Linked DNA regions of Homo sapiens: region 1 is linked to region 2. The links are chromatin loops, found by intact Hi-C in ENCODE. Cell type or tissue: mammary epithelial cell. All regions are shown on one strand. Links, peaks and the distances in the headings refer to the core of each region. The heading gives the core; the rest is flanking DNA.

The links. A loop is a pair of places that touch in the nucleus more often than their neighbours do. Peaks named below come from ENCODE experiments on the same cell type or tissue, not always from the same donor. Only the 100,000 strongest peaks of a DNase experiment are listed, where the experiment ranks them.
Region 1: it touches region 2 in a loop (2.1-fold over the local background); 1 of 110 quality-filtered maps calls a loop at or near these places.

Annotation. Positions count from the first base shown.
Region 1 is chr5:144,484,285-144,489,675 of GRCh38, reverse strand. KCTD16 (potassium channel tetramerization domain containing 16) reads right to left here. Exons shown (of 4, transcript NM_020768.4): 4 at 3,990-5,391. Among named protein-coding and RNA genes, the nearest start is that of KCTD16, 320 kb to the right of the region's middle. RefSeq lists an enhancer at 1,522-2,023. In mammary epithelial cell, for the core only: a CTCF peak has its summit at 2,274 (motif pointing left); no DNase peak of the experiment used is centred there; H3K27me3 peaks cover 135 bases.
Region 2 is chr5:144,695,178-144,700,568 of GRCh38, reverse strand. No RefSeq gene overlaps it. Among named protein-coding and RNA genes, the nearest start is that of KCTD16, 530 kb to the right of the region's middle. In mammary epithelial cell, for the core only: a CTCF peak has its summit at 2,668; a DNase peak (open chromatin) is centred at 2,458; H3K27ac peaks cover 404 bases.

The DNA of each region.
Region 1 (5,391 bases), core at 243-5,242, 210 kb after region 2:
ATCAATTTTTCCTATTCAAACAAGAAGACACCCTTTTTCCTTGTATGTTTTTGTCTTTGGTTGCTATTTACTTATTAAAAAAAGAGTACCACAAAATATGGGAAACAGCTGATATTAACATGTTTGTATATTATTTTGGCTAATTTTTAATCTGCTATATTTCCAGCACTTCCTCAAAGCATCATAAATAGCAATGTAAGATATTCTATAGTTGTACAGACCTACGAGAAGTTATGTTATAGAAAATAACTAAGAGGAAAATGATGCAGTCCTTTCTAAGTCCCCAACTGTTGCTTCAGCTTTCAGAAACTATAGATGAATGAGAATACACACTGCAAACCTCAAGGTGCCAGAGGACATTGTGAACATCATTGCACTATGAGCATAAAGCCTGGGCTTTGCAAAGAGACCTGCAGGTAGCAGCTCCCTAAAGAGTAGATCAAGTTAATTACCATGTTATTCATTTACTCTATCAGGAAAAAAATCTCTTATGCCTCAGGTACACAAAACTGATTATTATTAACATCTTTTTCCCTCCTCACACTCTCTCACATTTGTTAATATCAGGTGACAGAGAGACCAGGACATCCATCTCCTTAATGAAAAAAAAACAAACAAACTGACAGTCTATTATTTCTAGGTACTAAGGGCCACTCTTTCCCAGGGGCAAAGGGAGAAAGAATGATTTGCTGCTAACTGTGTGGCTTCTCTGTCTAACTCCAATAAGTTCACTACTTTCTCACCATTTCCAATCCCTTCCCGTCTATCCATGTTAAAGACAAAACAGAAATTCATGCTGGACTTTCTGGAGCAAAGGGTGCAAGCTCTGGTTAAGGCAGAAAATGAGTCATTAAACTGGGGCATATGTGGAAATTAGCAGGGAAAGGTCTTGGGTTCCCACTTCATCCCCAGGGAAGAAACAGTTAAGGTAGCTCACCCATTTGCAATAGCTTTAGGACCACAGACCACAGTCCACCAGCATTCAACTCACCTTCTCCTTGTCTTTCATTTCCTCCTAGATAGACTTGCTGTTTTCTCTCAAAGACAATCTAAAACGGTCAATATTTGGGACCCACCAAATCCTCCCCACCTCCACCTCTTCCTTCAAATAGGAGACCAGCCAGAGCTGAGGTAAAAATCAGTTGAGAAAGGGATGGCAAAATGGTGCAAAAAATATATCTCCTTCAATGTCCCCAATCACAGACTAGATGAAGAAATTGAGGCTTCAAGGAAAGCGTATGGTGGGGGAAAGGGGCACTGTTAGATAAAGGATGCTGTGATTTATTAAATATGTTTACCCTATACTCCAGACGCGTGAAGAACAAACAGAATAAAAAGAGAGGGAAAGAAATGTATAGAAAAAAAGTAGAACATTCAGGGAGGATGGAGAGGAGAAAAGCTTTATTTGTATCAAAGGTACCTATGTGTCTGTGATTTTGTCTCTTGGAGACATCCTATTTAATTGCTGCATATCCATCAGGAAGCAGACAGCCTTGAAGAGCATGTTTGAACTCAGACCTATCCACAGAGGAAGAGCAATACCATTTCAATATACTAGCTATCTTCCAGTTATGTAGGGTGTTTTTGTTTCTTGCTACCCTAAAGATAGCAAGACTCACATGGTGAGTCAGAAGAAAGAGAAAAACAAGTCAAAGACTGAGTTTAGTCCTCAGAATTTATTTTTGGTGCTTTCATAACATGGTAATAAGAATAAGCAAGGGGTTTATGGGGTGTGCCTGGAGCTCTTTGGCAATCTTAGCATTTGAAAACCCTGCCCTCCTCCTGGGCCTTTGTTGCTGACCTATTGATTTTTTTAAGCTCTGCAACATGAGGCTGGCTTACTGAAGGCTGAAGCTGCTCTGCCTGGCTAAGGGTTTTTATCATCCCCTTATTGAAATGAAGACTTATCATGACCTGTTTCAGTGGCAGCTGCCATTTGGGACAAGATTGATGTGGGCTCTGAATATTTTTTTAGTCATGGGAAGGAATGCTGCCTTTGGGTTGAAATTGGAGGGAAGAAGTATTGTCTAAGCAGTTCGTATTTTTTCCTTTTTCACTGTCCTCGTTGCAAAAATTATGATCCTTCTGATCAAGTCCTGTTCAATTCAATTTATCAGAAGGGTGAGTTTTTGATCAGTGGCTGTGTACAAATCTCCCCAAATCTCTCCAGAGATCTCAAGAGGAGTCTTTCTCCTGATCTACTACCAGTGCTTTCCTGGGCTCCCCATACACCCTTTTTCCACCCATGCTCCCCAGCAAGTAGAGAGAGCCCCCTTGTGTCCTCACCACCCACATCGCAGAATCTTTAGGGAGTGTTCTCAGGACCCTTGATTTTTGGGGGAAACTAGCTGCTGTTCTGGGCAGAACAATGGTGACAAATAAATTCCTTCCTGCTGTTCATTCTGTAAGTCTGCAGCCAACTTTTTCTCTTAATGTTGGTTCTTTACTTGTCTATGTCATTCTGGAACAGTGGAGGCATAGACTTTCCCTGTGCCTAAATTTAATGAAGTTTTGGCTCTATTTAAGCAATTTCTAAGGCTTTGGAGGTCATTAACTTCACAAATCTCCATCACAGTTGCTTTCTCTCTCTCAAGTTTTCAGAGGAAAGCCCACAGCTTTCCACAAAAGAATTCATGGGAAAACTTTTTCTCCAAACCCCTCCATCACTTCAGTCTGTCTAAGCTTCCATCCCTCTTGTGGACTGAAATTCAGCACGGTACAGCATCCTTGTAGCCACTATTGCTAAGGATCAGCTTATTGAGGCAAAATAGACTATCTCATTCCTAAGTGACTTCAGTGGTAACAGAGTTTTAAGGAGGATTACTGTAGACTAGATCCTCACCTTCTCCTGCTTGGCCTTCTGTACCTTGTGGGACTTTTTACTTTGGGTCCATGCAGTATGGATATTGTGACTTTAGAATAGTTTCTCAAGACAAAGCTGTAACTGTTATCTCACTTACATGAGATAGCATATGAGAAGTGTCCTAGCTTGATTCCACAGATGCAGTTCTAGACCCAGAACCATCTCTTCCTCTCTGGGTCTTAACTTTCCCTTTCTGTACAAGAAATACAAGGAAGGGAATGGGTTAAATAAACATTTCCCAAAGTGTGTTTCTCAAAACCGGAAGAAAGTTTGGTGAGACCAGTCTGGGAGATTCTGGGTTAAAGTTTGAAAGTTTTTGTTTTGTTTTGTTTTGTTTTCACTGCAAAACTCCCAGGACTTTAAATATAATAAAGAGCATTTTAAAAGTGCAAGGTGGAAAGTGTAAAAGAGATTACATCTCTCAAACTGTACGTTGCCCAATTCCTTCCATTTTTTCAGTGCATATCATGGGGCAAGTATGCCACCAAAAACACTTCACAACAGCAAAAGGCTGAATTATTTCTAAAGCTCCCCCAAGCTGTAAAATTATTTTTTGTAGAATTTTCCCTTCTGATTAAAAAACATAATGCTTAACACTATTAGCAATGTCATAAAACGGTAAAGTATAAAAAAAAGGATTCAGATATTCAGTGTTGAAGCTGAATTCCTTTTTAAAATTTGCATTTTGGAATAATAGTAATAAGAATGGATAAGGGTTATTAAGCAGCTATTTAATGTACAAGATACTGTGATAAGTGCTTTATATAGATTATCTAATTTAACTCTCACAAGAACCTTGTGATATATCCATTATTTCTATTTCCTATTTACAGATAAGGAAACTGGTGTTTCAAGAGGTTTGAAAAATAGTACAAAGCCATCCAATTAGCAAGAGACAGAGGCAACGCCTCCGCCTATTACAGTTTAATTCTAAGTATAATAAATAACCAATTCATTAAGTCTTCTCCTTTTCTGTACCCAAACTCAGCAAGCTGCCACAACAAACCAGAAATAAACTAATTGCAATGGTAATTATATTTCATCTAAATTTCTTGAGTTAGCATAAAATAATGTTGACTCATCAGTCTCTTAGGTATACTGGAAATAGATATATATAACAACTAAATGTTACCAAATGATTTATTATGATTTGTGCTAAATTACAATGCATATGAAATGGAGTCATTTATGGAAACACATAAAAATAGTTACCTATTCTGTAATTATATTCACACAAGAATCTGAAATATAGTTTCTGTTCTTCCTTTTAAAATATATCCACAGAATGACTTTTGTAGTTTTCACCATACAATTTTACAATACTGATACTGCACCTGTATCATTTACCATACTATAAGAACTAAACAGAATATGAAAGCAGTTAATAGCAAATTAATTTTTTATATCCATCAATGAATCCAAAGAAAAGAGTAGTTTGTTTCCATTGGCAGTGAGAATAGATGGTAGTAATTCGCAGTGTAGATATTGCATACATAGATATGTATGTATATATTTATATGTTGCTCAGGGCTGTTCCATCTATAGGCGGTTGCCTTCTGAGTGAACCAATGATTGCCAAAATGATGTGCAATTCCATTGGGACAATTAGTAGTAGCATTTTCTATCATGTTTTTCTCGCAAAAACAAATAGGTAAGAAAGAAATACAGCAGGCGAAGATCTACAGTGTTACATCCCAAGGTAAAAACAGTTAGAGTTATTAGAGTCACAGTAGTTTATGTATATTTGCTATTCACAGACTGCAGACTTTTTGCTGAATAACTGAGCTGCTGAGAACTGACGACATGTAGACATGCATTCATGTGAGTCCATAATTAATGATGTTTATACTGTAATAAGCACATTCATTTTAACACCAGTCAGTAAACAAATTCCTTTAAAGTTTGAGCTAAATCTGCTATCACAATTACGCACAAAAATAACCTGTAAACAATATGACGTTACATTTATGTACAAGCGAACTGCATTGGAAAGGAGAAGAGGTAATTTCATTGGGTGTCACTTGTTATTCATCAATGTGCAACAAACTGACCCAAGTCATCAAGTGCTTGAATGACGTCAGGAAAAAGTAACATGAGCAAGGCCCCAATAAGTCACCACTCAGCATTAGTACCAGCAAAATTCAGAATCCTCTATTTGTGGTGACATCACATTCACAGCATCAGAAACAGATGTCACAAGGAGCTTGATAATCCCTGGTCAGATGCACTTGAAATTTCCAGGTAACCTGATCAACAGGGTCTTTAACTTTAAAAGTGTAAGGGGTGGTGCTGATGTTATGTAAAAAAGTCAATTTAATTTGGACGAATTATTTTGTGGGTTAGGTTCGACCCAGTGCTCTGGTTTTGAAAGACATGGGGAAGAGGAATTCAACTAAGATTACTAAGTTCCTTCAGCCAACACAAAGATTCCTGATTTTACAGACTAAGCTGGGTGTCATTGCCAGTCTAAGGAGTGACTCATTTAAAGCAGATTCTATTAACAGATTACAGTGGGACTCTCTGAAGTG
Region 2 (5,391 bases), core at 91-5,090:
TAAAAAGTATTCATTTCTTAATTTTAATAATTATTTAAATTTTTACTATCATTCTATGCTCTGAAGAAACTGTAGTGAATAGCAAAGTTCTTGCTCTCACAGAGGAGAAGACGATAGAGTTCCAGGGGAGAAAACAGACAATTAACAAGTAAATATGTATACAATTTTGGATAGAAGCATTGCAATAAAGAAAATCAAGCAGGGTAAGAAATTAGAGAGTTTAGGTGAAAGCTGGAAGATCTTTAATTGGGTTACAGGGACAGTCTCTGAAGAAGTGACATTTAAGAACAGATCTGAATGATAACAAACTTTCTGCTATGTGAAAACCTAAGGACACAGAACTTGAATGTAGGAACTAGCTGTGCAAAAGAGCATGGTTTGAAAATAAACATGTAGTATTTGAGGACGAGCAAATAAGGCCAGTATGGCAATAATGCAGGAAGCAAAGGCGACAGCCATGAAAAATAATATAAGAGAGAGAAAGATGTGCAAATCTAAAATAACCCTTGTTCACCATGAAATGGAGTTTGGATTGAATTCTATGTGCAATGGAAAGGCATTGGAGAATCTTAATGAGAAAACCTGCAATTTGATGTGCACCTTAAGAAGCTCACTCTAGCGACTATGGGGGGAATGGATCTTAGGGGAATAAAGAAAAAAGGAAATATTAGTGAAGGAGCTACAGCAAGAGTCCAGGCAAGAGAGCTGGTGGCTGAGGCAAGGAATGTGGCAGGAGATGTGAGAAATAATTGGATTTGAAACACGTGTCAAGGACTGAGCTGACAGGTGTTAAGGAACAGAGTGTAAAAGAGGAGGAGAAGAGGTCTAAGGATCGAGCCCAGGGTGGCACTCCAATGCTTAATGCTTAAGACTTAAGAAAAAAGTCAGCAAAGGAAATTGATAAGTCCTTGAAGGAGCCAGGAGAGGAGGGAGTGATACCTGGAAGCCAAGCGAAGAAAGAGCTTTAAGAAGAAAGGGATCTGCTATGTCAAACGAAGTTGACAGGAAGGATAAGGAAGAGGACAAGTTAAAGATCATTGATAACCTTAATAAGAGCCCTTTTATTATTAGGACAAAAGTCCTATTGGAATAGGTGAAGGAGAAAAGAGGGGTTGAAGCTACGGAGAAAGAAGCTCTTTAAAGGACTTTGCTGTGAACACAAATAGAAAAGTGAGTTTTTGAAAAATTGATATGAAGATGTTTGCTTGCCTATAGGATTTGAGATAATAATAAGCTTTATTATAATAGGGTTGACTATACTGCCAATGTTGATGACATCCCGTATCAAAAATTTCTCTGCATAAGTCTAGTATTATAGTAGCCAGCACACTATGTAATTAAAATGTTAGGCCTACATAGGAATCTTGACCCTGCTTTTGGTAAATGTGTGAGCTTAGACAAGTTAGTTAAGCTCCTTGAACAACTGTTTTCTTATCCATAATATGGGGATAATATTGGGCTTTTTAAAGGAGTAAATGTGATAATATAGAGAGAGTATTTACAGCAGTGCCTGAAACACTCAATAGTTGAGATGAAATATCATCATTACTGTTTAGTGCTTGACTGTTAATACCTTCTACAATCAGTGATATAGCCCATTAGGATTTTAGCTGCACCAAAGAGAACTATTTCTGTCTTGACATCCTCCCCCTTTATGTGTCTCTTTTTCCAAGCTAGACCCTAATATTATTTCCCATTTCAAAGCACCACAGGGGATATAGCCAAGGGGATGAAACGGCTGTGTGTCAGGCCACATACCAAAACACAGTGAGTTAATGTCATTTTAAACATAGTTTGCTTATGTGTAAATTAGCTTGCAGATTTTCAAGCTTCCTACCACTAATTACTAAATTAGTAAGAGTTACCCTGCAGGGAAAGCAGCAATGAGGAAGACAAACATGGCATTCTTATGTGACTGCTCATTTGCATCATTCCTACAACTCTGGCTTGCCGGAAGACAACCCCCTGCTTCTCCTAGTTAAATCTAATATGGCACTTACAGTTTTATACAAGAATATTAGGCAACAAATTAGCCCAAAGCTACAATTAATTATAATCCAGAGTCAACCCAGGGGAATAGAAAACTAAACACATTTCTTAACATTTAGCTCTCCTCTTGGCCCATGCAAATTGGCAAGATAATTTCCTAACTCAGGACCTGCAGGTTGAAATTTCAGCAAAGAAGCTTTGGTAAGAAAGCTGTGACATGTATGGTTTCTGATGTATATAGTCACTTGAAAACAGTACCTCACTTCAAATCCCAATTCTCACTGACTAACTTCTTGCCTTGAGTGAATCTATTAGTCAGGACAATCTTGTATGCAAGAAAGAGGCAGAAGTCCAATTCAAACAGCTTAAGAAAATATGTGGACACAGTTAAAGGGGAGGTTGCGGATAAAAATGCTTTGGGCATGACTACATCCAAGGGCTGAAAGGATGTGATCAGCAATTGGTCTCTGTTTCTTGTGTTTTCTTCTGTGTACATCATCTTCACTGTGAGCAGTCTCAGCAGAAAAAAATGTATTTCATTTGTTTATGGCAGCTTGAAAGTACCCCTAGAATTTAGTCATGTACCCACCCCTACACCAATCACTGTAGCCTGTGTTGTATTAATGCTGACTAAGTCAGGCCTGGGTTACAGGCCTAATGCTAAAGACAGGTGGCACCATCTTCCCCTAAGCCACACAGAATGCTGTTGGTTTCATTCCCCCAGGGAAAATCAAAATGTTGTTATTATCCTAAGGAAAGAAGTGTGAGTTGAGGAGTGTTAGAAAGGAAAATGCAACAGATGCCCAGTATTGCAAATGATGCAATTGCTTAAAGTTTGTTTCCATGTTTTTATATATATATATAACAACTATTATTATAGTACCTGTCTGTTTTAGTCCATTTTATGCTACTATAGCAGAATACTACAGACTGTATTATATATATATATATATATCTATGTATAATATATATGTTATATAGCAGAATACTACAGACTGTATTATATATATATAAAATATCTATGTATAATATATTTGTTATATGTATATGTATTATACATTATACATAGAGATTATATATATTATATATTACAATAGAGAGTATATATTATAAATAGATATATATTATGCAAGAGCTATTATATATTATATATAGAGAGAGATTTTATATATATATCTCTCTCTCTAACATATACCCAAGCTGGAACGCAGCAGTGTGAGCATAGCTCATTGCAGCCTTGAACTCCTATGTCACTGACCTCGATCCCTGTTGGACTGAACAAAGGATGATGGTACTCCATGTAGGTAGGGCTACAGGTTCCTGGTTAATTTATTTTTATCGTTATATATATATATATTGTAGAGATGAGGCCTCTCTATGCTGCTCAGACTGTATCAAACTCCTGGCTTCAAGGGATAATCCTGCCTCAGCCTCTCAAAGTGCTGGGATTAAAGACATAAGCCACCAAAACTGGACCCTAGCTTATGATGAATAGAAATGTATTTCTAATGGTTCTGGAGCTAGGAAGTTTGCAGGTGCTGGCATCTTGTGAGGGCCTTCTTGTGCATCCTCATATGGTGGAAGGCTAGAGGGCAAAAGGAAACAAATGCTGTGTCCCTATATGGCAGAAGACAGTGAACTCATTTCCACACCTTTTTTATAGGGGCATTAATCCACTCATGAGAGCAGAGCCCTCATGACCTAAGCACCTCCTATCCTCCTAAAACAGTTACATTGGGGGCTAAGTTTTCAACACATGAATTATGGGGAATCAGATAAAGGCATTACCTCATGGGATAAGAACATTTGGCAAAAACTACAGGCTAAATAATTGTTATTGCTTCCTCAAAGTTATTATGTGTATACATTACTATAGACCCTCACAACTGATTTCACGTTATCATTTCATATGTAATTACACACACATTGTATGTTATAAATAAATTATTTTATCCTGTTTAGCAAGTGGTTCTTTGAGCATATGAAGGTAAATATTTCTCAAAAGCACACATCATATTGCAAACATGGTTAGTGTTAGCCTTCCAGTCACCACACTCAAAATATCCAGACTTTTCTTAGATGAGTGAGGAGAATTTGGTTGGATTTAGGAAGGTCAAACACCAGGAACCTTCATCTATAAAACTCCTGATGATAAACCCCATAGAAAGGTCAAGCATAAACACAGTTGGTAACCCTGGTCAGTCATTCAATTGAGGTTATTTTATCTTACTAAATTTAACAAATTATCACAAGGTGTACTTAGGCCAATAACCTGCCTTAGTTTTTGACCATGTGATTTTGTAGTCTTTCTTAAATGTCATTTTAATCTCACACATTGTACCTACCAGGCTAAGTAATTCTATTAATAGATTCGAAAATATTATATATCCTCTTTTGATCTTAAATGTTTGGTAGGTCCTATGTATACACAAAAAGTAGAACTACCTGAAGAAGATTTTCTCTGTACCAATTGGTATCTTACTTTTTGAAAAGAGCAGGAAATAAACTAATACTGGTTTTAATAATAAAGGAAATGCATTGACCCATTTAGCTGGATAATCCAGAGGTAAGGTGAGAGATTAAGGATCAGATTGAATAGATTCCTATCTCATTTTTCTGCAAATAATTTAGCAGCTCTCTTCTCAATTTTTTCACTTTCTCATCTGACTGGCTTTTCTGTGGTAGAAAGATGCTTATATACGTTTTGGATCTCACATCCACATATTCACTATCCAGAGGAAGAGAGGGTAAAGTGCTCCAATGACGTAGAGAGTAAAAACAAGCTTTATTGTTAGAATTGTTATTCATAAACCATGAACAAACATATCTTTGGGTATCCCTGGCCTGAAAAGAGCCATATATCCATCTCAGATGGAAGGCATGGGCAGATGGGCTTCAGCCATTCAGAACCAATCTGTGATGGTGTCCCCCTCTTGTGTTCAGCTTCTTTTATTTAGCATGCTGTGTTGCAAGTTTATCTCTATTGCAGCATGCATCAGTACTTTATTCCTTTTTATGGTTGAATAATTCCATTGTTTTCATATACCACCATGTGTTTATCCATTCATCCAGTGATGAACATTTGGGCTGTTTTTTTACCTTTTATTTATGGTGAATATTGTTACTAAAAACATGCATGCACATGTACTTATGTCAGTAATTTCTTTTAATTATTTTGGATATATAGCTAGGGATGGAATCCCTTAGCCGTATGGTAATTCTATGCTTAACTTTTTGAGGAACTGCCAAACTGTTTTACACATTGGTTGAACCACTTTACATTATTACCAGTAATACACAAGTGTTTTGATATCTCTGTATCTTTGCCAACACTTATTTTTGTGTGTTTTGATAGTAGTCCTTCTAATGTATGTGAAGTGATATCTCATTGTGATTTTGATT